Regions from separate parts of the Homo sapiens genome. Here region 2 is linked to region 1. Evidence: chromatin loops called from intact Hi-C (ENCODE). Cell type or tissue: A673. All regions are shown on one strand. Each heading gives the region's core, and the rest is flanking DNA. Links, peaks and the distances in the headings are about the cores only.

Region 1 (5,383 bases), core at 319-5,318:
GTTGGGAATTTTAGATATCAATATGGAGAATAATTAACTTAGATTCATATCACATACTGTATAGAAAGTGGACCAGTAGAATCGCATATTTATTCCAGGTGTGGATGGAAGATAAATTTGTGTCTGTTAAATGGAGGATATCATCAGAGACAAGATCGATGGATTCAAATATATAAAAGTTGGTGGGGGGGAAGCCTTTGTACAACAAAATGTAATAAAAAGCTAAGCAACAGAACGAGGAAAATGTCTGGGATCAGCATCACTGACAACAGTTGCATGTCCAAAAAATATATATATAAAAATGGGTAGAAGGTCAGCTTTCAGATTTAGCTTCGTAAGTGGGCAAGGAAAATGAACAGGCAATTTACACATGAGGCAATAAAGGGAGTAAAATCATTGCATGGAAAAGTACCACCTCTCTAGCAATTAAAGAAGTACAAATAGAAGCAACTTCAAGGCATCATAATCTGCTTATTAAACTATCAGCAATTAAAAAAATCAATAAATAGAAATTGTAAAATGCTACCTTGGCAAGGCTGTGAGGAAACGTGCTTCTGGAAACAATACAAATTGGTTTAGTCTTCCTAGAGGGCAATCTAGAAAAATGTGACAAGAGTATGTGTTTCTGGGTTTAGTCTTCCTAGAGGACAATCTAGAAATATGTGTTCATATTATTTGGCCTAAAATACCCCCAAGGAAATAACCTAAGAGGGAAAAAATTATTTAAAGATGTTCATAGTAGTGCTTATTATACTCATGGAAAGAGTTTACCAATCTAATATATCATCATCTTGGAACAAAATAGAATAGCCATCAACAGTGACAGGTATACAAATGTTGGGTCTTTCCCAGAAATGAGTGGTTGTAATATTAACAAAAAAATAATAAATATGAAACCACATGTTGAATCTAATCTGATAGTAGCCATACACAAAGAAAATTCAGAAAGGAATCTGGCAAAATGTAAATAGTTGGATATGAATGTACATGGTGTTCTTTAGGTACATGTCAAGTTGTTGGAATTTATAATTAAAAAGAAAATCTGAATAAGAGGTGGCCCACGTTGGTTTGATATAGACCCGAGAAGTTAAAGATCAAGGGCTTTGTAAAAAATCCCCGTACCAATGACAGACAATGTTACTTACCAGACATGCTTACTCTCACTGCTAGCTAGAATTGGGTTTGCTAGAATTCTCCATCCACTAGCACTTTTGCTTGCTTAAATCCACAAGAACTTTGACATCACCAGACCTCTACGAATCTCCAAATTTGTCACCACCACTACAACATAGTACCCCCTCACACACACCCCCACCAATAAACATTTTATTATCTGCCTCAGAACCATCCCTTTCTTAAAGCTTTTCCATTTCCCTTCATTTCTATCACTAGCACTAGTTTGCATTTCAGTGCTATTATTCACAAAGAAGCACATTTTCTCTCTACCACAGTGACTGCATATGTATGTATTACTTGACAACAAATATAGATTGGGGTCATTGGAGAGAAGGAGCTAAGCTTCACCCAGGACAGCCCCAGTAAAGCAAGGACTTCTCTGATTTCTTCACAGGACACTTTGCATCAGCCTCCTGAGGACTAGAGAAGGTTCAGGGCAAGCACTGCCACTTGCATTTGTTGTTGCCAAGCTAATTGTTCATTACTTGAATTTCTGTGGGCCCGGGGGCAAGCAGGGGTGGCAGCAACAGGCTCTCTGGGTCCTTCTCCCCTCCCTGTGTATCCTCCTTGCGTCTCACTTCCTGGATCTTGCAAATATTTCCTTCGGCAATAACCTGGGAGTGTCTGTTTCTCTTGGAGCAGTCTTACTTGGCTGCTGAGGGAAGGGAAAGGCGAGACGGGTTGGGCTTGTGTGCTGTTGCTACTGAGATTCTAGAATGCCAAGCTATTGTGGTGAGCTTAAAAATAAAGTTTCCAAACAAGAAACTTCAAAAGGGCCGAGGAAGAGGTAGGAGGAGATTTTTCAGTCTCTGCAAATATTGGTTTTCATTTTCAATTCCTATTAGGCCAAAAAAAAATATTTTAACAAAAAGGGAAAATCCGTTCTTCAGAAGAAAAGGCAACCCATGGAAGCGGAAAAGAGATGAACAACCCTGGTTTTGGCAGGCAATTTACTTTTGTTTTTGAGATGTAGTCTCCTTGCTGATGTCAACAAAGCCCTTTCTCATAGTTTGCTTTCATGCTTCCTCTGCTTTCCTCAGTGAGGCGCTAAAGCCTTCATGGACGCCCGAGGATGAATGTAGCACAAGTACCTTTTGCTGTACCCCAGGAGTCCCTGCTTCCCTGCGATTATCTCTCAGAGACAGACAAGGCAGGTCTGGACACTGTGCTTTTTACTAGCTGGGAAAATGATTTATCCTTTTTAAGCCTCAGGAGTCTCATCTGCAAACTGACAATAATGGTTGTTGTGAAGATTAATGGAAATACATACGTGAAAGTGCCTAACACGGGGCCCAACACTTGGCAACCAGAGTAGTCGACTGGGTGCGGTGGCTCACGCCTGTAATCCCAGAACTTTGGGAGGCCAAGGTGGATAGATCACTTGAGGTCAGGAGTTCGAGACCAACCTGGCCAACATGGCAAAAACCAGTTTCTACTAAAAATACAAAAATTAGCTAGGCATGGTGGCACACGGGGAGGCTGAGGCATGAGAATCACTTGAACCTGGGAGGCAGAGGTTGCAGTCGGCCAAGATTGCGCCACTGCACTCTAGACTGGGCAAGACACTGTCTCAAAAATAAGAAAGGAAGGAAGGAAGGAAGGAAGGAAGGAAGGAAGGAAGGAAGGAAGGAAGGAAGGAAGGAAGGAAGGAAGGAAGGAAGGAAGGAAGGAAGGAAGGAAGGAAGGAAGGAAGGAAGGAAGGAAGGAAGGAAGGAAGGAAGGAAGGGGAAGAGAAGAGAAGAAAAGAAAGAAACCAGAGTAGTTCCTTTTCCTTAATGAAGCTCCTTGCCCTCCACTCCAAGGAAAGAATCCTTACTTGGTCTCAAAGCAGAGTTGCAAATTTCTGTACATTTAGGAGGCCTGATCCCCTTGAAAATAGGACTTCTAGAGGCCAACCAATATCCTTGGCTTGAGGCTGACACCCTTCAATGGAAGCCTCCCTTTCACCATCACCATTTTGCTTCAATTGTTAAAGCCAGGAAGACAGGAGCAACATTGGTTTTGCTCCCCTTTGATCTGGTCATCTTGCACAGTGTAATATTCAGCAAGGATTTGTTGAAGGAATGACTAGTACACACGTTGGCCCAGATGATCCCATTAAGGGTAGCCCTTCCCCTTCTGGAGTTGGTCTTCTTCTGCCTGCTTGATATAAGTGACTCTGCAAGTCTCAGGCTGCCCCAACACAGGGCAAGTGAGTGGGAGGGCAGTGGTTTTAAAATGAGGGCTGATGCAGAGAATAGCAATTCCCAAGTTGCCTTGTGCCCAGTACCTCCAGATAGGGTCACAGTTCCATGACTTGGGGCACCAGATGTCCCTAGAAGGGCATGTTCTTTTCTTCCAACTGTTTCTGGAGTTTATTACCGGGATGGGGTGGGGGGGGGGATTTTTTTAAGGCTAACACACATAGTTAGTACTTAAGACACCTTTGAATATCCAGACCTTTTGATTGTCACACTGCTCTTAACCCTAAACTTGCCTTTTATTATATCTCCCTTTTTAGTAGATAGGAAAAGTTTGAGTGAATGAGTCCAGGCTTAAACTCCTTAGTAAACTAGGGCCTCCTGGCTAGTCAGCTATGTGGTTGAGCTGGGACTTGAGGTCTCCTGGTTTCTTGGCTATTGAGCAGGGTTGAACATTAATCAGGGAGTGCAGTCCAATTCTCTTGATGGGAACAAGGAGCAAGCCTGAAGCATACAATTGTGAAGGCAATTTTCCATGTTCCTAGCATCATTTCTAGGTCCTTTTTACATAGTTCATCCTTATGACTGCTTATTTGTAAGATAGGTATTTTGTTGAAAATGAGGTAAGTGAAATACCTTGCTCAAGGTCACACAGCTTTTGAGTTATAGAGCCAGATTTTTAAATTTTATTGGAATTCAGACCCAAGTCTTTCCAACACTGTGTTCTTTCTGCTTTGCTCAATTGCCTGTCCTGTGCCCTGGTTAGGGAAGAAGAAAATGTGGTAAATTTGATTGTTATCATGGAGCAGGGTTGTTTTCATCACAGCTGCAATACATTGGCCCAATTGTTGCCTTTGAGGATATTGCTGCATTTCATAAAATCTACATCGGAGGTGAAGGTCGGGAGAGAGGCAGGGACAGGAGATAGAAATGGGCAACCAGGTGTGTGTGGTGAGGGATGGGGGACAGAATGTATAGTTTGGAAACCAACCTAATTGGAACAAATAACTGCCCCCAAACCATAGCACTCCCAACCCTTTTACTCTGAACCTTTGTTTCCATGATATGGTCCCTGAACCACCTGTGTTAGAATCCTTTAGGTGAATTGCTTAAAATGCTGATTCCTGGATCCCACCACAGAGGTATGAAACCCAATTTCTAGGGTTGGGGCCTATGAATTTGCATTTTAAACAACTTCCTGGGTAATTCTAATGAGGAGCCACTTTGATTATGAGCTGTTTTCCCAGACTAGTGGTTTCCAATGAAAGTTGGATCATGTACCCTTCTCAGAAAGAATTTTTTAAGCATGTACCCTCAACATATGTTGGCAATATATTTATTAATTTCTTATATGTGCTAATGTCCTCATATTTATGCTTTGAAATGCAAGAAATAGAAAAAAATAAATATAAAAGAAGTTCTGTGAACACAACTACCCTAGACTAAAAAATAAATGACCAGTCAAAAAAAAAGGGTAGGTGGTTGAAATCCAGTTTCAGGGAGAAGGAAAAAAGAATGGTAAAAGCCCAGTAGAGTGGAGAGTTGACCTTATTTTTCTACAAACCCAGAACTCCTCCAGAATGAAGAAAAAGGGAACTGACCATAAAGGTTTCAAGGTAAATATCAGTAACCCATTAATCGTTAATCTTTGGATACCAAAAACTGAAAAAATGATTGGACAAGGCTGAAGGGCGTTGGCCAGGCACCCAGTTGAAGTAGGAAGCAGCATTTTATGAGAGCACCTACATGAGACAAGCACCTCATCTTTTGAGATGTGTAGCTAAGGACGGCATTGACAAGGCACCAGCTTTGATCAAAGCAGCAAAGCTCCATGCAGCTCATGAACTCCGGTGCTCTTTGAGCACTGTAGGGTAAATCAGCCCAGTAATAGAATTAGGAAGCTTGATAAGGTTGAGCAAAGCAAATAATTTCCATTAGCTTGCGCTACCCCAAATAAATACGCAATTTAGGTAAAAACAACAGACTTGCTATGCAAACACAGCCTCGAGATAAATCCCAGGCCACTC
Region 2 (5,383 bases), core at 59-5,058, 67 kb before region 1:
CCTAGCTGTCCTGTCTTTGTTGTTGTCATAATACTCCTGCCATCTATAATTAAATGGAAGGGGTTACAACTGTTGAAACTTGTTAAAACTGAAGTTGTCCTACCATGTATTAATATACCAGGGATAGGAAGATGTTTACAGTTGGCACAGTGTTAGAGAAGTCCTGGAAAGGCAAGAGAGAGAAAAATTAAAATAATAATATAAAACAGAGGTGGGGTAAACTATGGTCTGTGGCCAAATCTGGCCTGCTAACTAGTTTTCCAATTAACATTTTATTGGAATAAAAGCAACTGGAGCAGGCATGCTGATCTATCTATGTGTTGTCTATAGCTGTTTTTAAAAAAAAAAAAAAAAGACACCAAAATGGCAAAGTTGAATAGTTGCAACAGACACTATATAGTCTACAAAACCTAAAATATTTACTACCTGGCCCTTCACAGACTAAGTTTGCTGGCCCCTGGTATAAAGCATTCTCCAAAAAGAAGACCTTGAGGCTCTCTCTAAAGCTTAAAAAGACTGAAAGAGAACCATCGTAGTCTACAAGTGAGAATGAATAAAAAAATCACAGAATATTTAAGCCAACAAACATGGTAGGCAAACTGCTGGATTCTTGAGATTCAATTATTCTTTTGAATTTGGGCAATGATGTGGTTGGTACAGGGTAAAATGAATGGTATATGGGTTCACACAAGTGTGTGTTTGCTTGCCTGCTTCCTTCTGTTCACAAGATATTTATTAAATGCTACTTCCATCTAGATACGGAGTTAGCTGTTGGGGATACCATGGAGAATAACATAGACACATTCCCTGCCCACATGGAGCTTATAAATCTGTTGTGTTTGACTCTGGCACGACCCCTACAGGTTGTGTGACTTTGAGTAAGTTTATATAACCTCTTTTAGTCATTCTTTTCCCATCCGTATGATAAGAACACTAATGTCTCTTTTGCAAGTTTGTTATAATGATCAAATGACATTATATACACACACATATAAAATATGTGTATATATAAAATATATACATATATTTTTCAAGTCATTCAAACAATATTGAAAACTATGTGCTAAGCACTATTTTAGGTATTAGTGATATATCAGTTAATAAAACAGATTTAAAAGAAAATCTTGCCTTCATGTAAATTACCTTTTAGGTAAATATATGAAAGTACCTGAAACAGAGTAGCCATTTGGTAACTGCTCTTTTCTTTTTCCTAAGTAAAAGGAAGGCAGTACTTATCCTTCAGTACTGATTTTAGCAGGCAGTACAATACTGGTTAAAACTTCATCCGGCCAGGCGCGGGGACTCACGCCTGTAATCCCAGCACTTTGGGAGGCCGAGGCGGGCGGATCACGAGATCAGGAGATCGCGACCATCCTGGCTAACACGGTGAAACCCCATCTCTACTAAAAATACAAAAAAAAAATTAGCCAGGCATGGTGGTGGGCGCCTGTAGTCCCAGCTACTTCGGAGGCTGAGACGCAGGAGAATGGCGTGAACCCGGGAGGCGGAGCTTGCAGTGAGCCGAGATCTCACGCCACTGCACTCCAGCCTGGAAGACAGAGCCAGACTCTGTCTCAAAACAAACAAACAAACAAAAAAACTTCATTACACAACTCATAGACCAGGTGTTATTATCAATCACATAGTACCCTAATAATTGTCAATCAGAATGATCATTAGGTTGGATAGCTCAAGTTGTGAAAATGACTAGTTCTGAATTCATTCATTTCTCTTTTCTTAAATGTGCCTCTTTGCCATTGTATACTATTTCTTGATCTAGAAAGTTATCTACCTCTCTTGCCAAAACAAAGGCCAAAGTCAAGCTTCAATCAAAGGAAAATGTACTGCTAGAGCTAAAAGAGGTTTCTGTAATCACCGTATTCAGTGACCTCATTTTATAGGTGAGAAGATTGAGGATTAGAATGAGAAAGGACTTTCCTAAGGCCACACAGCGACAGAGGTAGACTAGACTAGAACCAGCAGCTTCTTCTTACCAGTCAAGGTTTCTTTCCACTGTTTCTGGGATGTTTCACATTTGCTACCTCCTCTAGGAAGCCTTTCTATACTTGGGGGAAATGTCTCCTTTCTGTACCTAAAGTAAGTTTGTGATTCTATCCTTTGCCTTAACTTTTTCCTCTGCCAATTCATCTTTTATGAATTTATCCACTTCCAAAGGTTTCACCTCTCTCCTGGATATAGGAGACTGCCAGATCTCTCTTCCCAGCTTTCCCTTCTTCCTGAGCTCCAGACTTCCATTCCAAGGTGTACATTAACCCTTACCCAACCAACCCCCTCCAGTGTCCTAATATCTCTATTTCAGTCTATGGCATCTTTCCCATCCTTGTCAATCAAGCTCACAATAGTAGAATCCACTTAAATTCCCTCTTTTATTCCCAGCAGTCACCAAGTCCTTTCTGAGCTCCCTGTGCAGTGTTTCTAATATCCATCTCATCTATTTCCTTTTCCTTCGTCCTGCTACTGCCAGGGACTCATTACCTCTTGTCTGGATGCCCTCCAACCCATTCTCTGCACTTCTGCCAAATTAATCTTCCTAAAGTACATCTCTGTATTTATTTCAATCAGCAGTAATTGTGCTTTGGGTAAATCTCATGAGTTATGAGGTCTCTATTGTGCTTAGCCTGGCTCATGTCATTTCCTTTCTCAAAAAAGCTCCAACTGCCTGCAGAAATAAGTCTAAATACTTCATCCCAGCATTTAAGACCCTGTATAGATGAATCTACGTGACTTTTTTCTATCCTTATCTTTCTGAAACCCAAAGGGGTATATCTTAAAAGAGTTTACCTCCTCACTTGGACATACCCAATTTTTTCACAGGTGTCCTGGACCTCATTCTCCTCCACTTTTTAAAGAAATCTTGCTCCTTTAATTTCCACTCTCCCTTTTTCAGGCATTTTCAACCTGTTACCCTTCTCTTGTCCTAGTTTTTTCCCCTAAGTCTACAAACCAGCTCAAGTCTCCCATTTTGAAAACACCTTTCCCAGACCTATAGTCATCTTTAGGTATTGTGCTCTTTTTTCCTTTCACAGGTAAACTATTTTGAAAAGCAATGAACTCCTTTTGGTTCCTGTGTTACTTCACCTCTGTATTAGTGTCCTAGGGATGTCACAACAAAGTGACACAGACTGGGTACCTTAAAATAGCAGAGATTACATAGTTCAGGATACTGGAAGTCTGAAATCCAAGTGTCGGTAGGGCCATGCTCTCTCTGAAGGCTCTAAGGGAGGGTCCTTCCTTGATTCTTCCTAGCTTCTGGTGTTTACCAGCAACCCTAGGCATTCCTTGGCTTGTAGACATAGCACTCCAACCTCTGCCTCCATCTTCACATGGCCCTTTCCCCTGTGTCTCTGTGTGTCTGTGTCTATGTGGCCTTCTTGTAAGGTCACCAGTCATTGGATTTAGGTCCTACCTTAGTCCAGTATGATTTCATAATAACTAATTACATCTGCAAAGGCTCTGTCTCCAAACAGGGTTGCATTCAAAGGTTCTGGGTAAACATGAATTTTGCAGGGGCACCATTCAACTCAGTACAACTTCTCATCAGCACTTAACATTGTTGAACATTATTGTCTTCTAAAAATTTTATCTTCCTTTGGCTCCAGAAACACTATGCTTCCCCTGGTTTTTCTTTGCTTTCTCTTGTCTATTCCTTTTTTATGGTTCCTCTTCCTCTACTTGCCCCTTATGTATTAATATTCTCTGAAGTTCTGCACAAGTTTCTCTACTCTTCTAACACTGTACATTCTGGGTGATTTAATTCATTCCATGATTTAATTTAGCAAATAAGACTTCTAAATCTCTCACTCCATCCCATACCTCACTCCCATTTATACCACTTCTTTCTAGGTATCTTCATTTTTATACCCCACACGTATCTCCAAAACTCTATATGTTAAAGTCATTAACTTCTACCTCCAAACCCTGATAAAATCTGCTTCTCCTCCTGTGTGCCTCTATAAAGGTAAATAATTCACAGTGAACCCAGTTTTTTCAGCTCCTTATTGCTATATCTAATTGAGCAAGTCTTGGCCATTTTATATATGCTGAAAATTTCTCAAACTTCTTCTCTCTTGTTTGCTCACTGCAAGTCTCTCAATTTGTTTACCTACCTCTAGTTTTACCATGCTCCCTACCTCCTGAATTTATTCTCCACAGTGCAACCAGAGTCATCTTTTAAAATGCAAATCTCATCATGAAATCTTTACTCACCAAAACCCTTCAAAGTTCCCTATTGTGTTCAGGTTAAAATCCAAACTCCTTAATTTGGTGAACAGGCCCCTTGAAATAGAACGCCTGTTTATCTCTGCCATCTCCACACAAGCCTGCACTTTATGTTATGGCCACATTCAACTGCTTATATTTCTCCAATGTATTCGTCAGAGTTCTCTAGAGGGACAGAACTAATAGGATATATATATGCACACACACATATATATAAAGGGGAGCTTATTAAGTATTAACTTACATGATCACAAGGTCTCACAATAGGCCATCTGCAAGCTGAGGAGCAAGGAGAGCCAGTCTGAGTCCCAAAGCTGAAGAAATTGGAGTCTGATGTTCGAGGGCAGGAAGCATCCAGCATGGCAGAAAGATGTAGGCTGGGAGGCTAGGCCAGTCTCTGCTTCTCACATTTTTCTGCCTGCTTTATATTTGCTGGCAGCTGATTAGATTGTGCCCACCAGATGAAGGGTGGTTCTGCCTTCCCCAGCCCACTGACTCAAATGTTAATTTCTTTTGGCAACACCCACACAGACACACCCAGGATCAATACTTTGTATCCTTCAATCCAATCAAGTTGACACTCAGTATTAACCATCACATCCAGCTACAACATATTCTCTCATATCTCTGTGCCTTTTCACATTCTGCTCCTTCTTCCCAAAATGATGACTGCTCCTTCCTCTTCTTTGTTTAGCTAACTCTTATTCAACACTCAAGACTTGACCTAAGCTTTATCACTTCTAAGAAGTGTTAGGGTTGATATCCCCAGACTGTATTAAGCTTCCTCCCATAAACAACACCCTTTAATTTCCTCTATCTAGAATCGTAACAGCCTGTTTACTTGTCTATTTCCCCCCTGTAAATTTTGGGCAGTGTCCATGTGTTGTTTTTCCTCCTATCTTAAGTATAGTGATCATAGTGCTTAGCAGGGTTACATGCTCGATACTCATTGAATAGCTAATTGAATGGAATGAATGTATGCCAGGCAAGGGCAGTAAGGGTTATTGCAGTGAGGATTAGAGGCTGAGACTTTTAGGGGTATTGGGTTGTCAGGCATCCAAATACTTGAAAGCTGAGATAGTGGATTCAGCAAAGGAAAGAGATAGAGTCAAAGATGAGTGCAAGGTTTCTTGCCAAATTGGAT

What was found. Hi-C counts contacts between places; a loop is a spot of excess contacts. Peaks named below come from ENCODE experiments on the same cell type or tissue, not always from the same donor. Only the 100,000 strongest peaks of a DNase experiment are listed, where the experiment ranks them.
Region 2: a loop joins it to region 1, with 5 times the contacts of the local background. A loop is called at or near these places in 3 of 110 quality-filtered maps.

What each region holds. Positions count from the first base shown.
Region 1 is chrX:50,615,798-50,621,180 of GRCh38, reverse strand. All of the region lies in intron 5 of SHROOM4 (shroom family member 4), which reads left to right. Among named protein-coding and RNA genes, the nearest start is that of DGKK, 150 kb to the right of the region's middle. In A673, for the core only: a CTCF peak has its summit at 2,223; DNase peaks (open chromatin) are centred at 2,240, 2,700 and 3,030; H3K27ac peaks cover 4,094 bases.
Region 2 is chrX:50,682,239-50,687,621 of GRCh38, reverse strand. The region is part of intron 2 of SHROOM4 (shroom family member 4); the gene reads left to right. Among named protein-coding and RNA genes, the nearest start is that of SHROOM4, 130 kb to the left of the region's middle. In A673, for the core only: no CTCF peak of the experiment used is centred there; a DNase peak (open chromatin) is centred at 2,551; H3K4me3 peaks cover 189 bases; H3K27ac peaks cover 2,818 bases.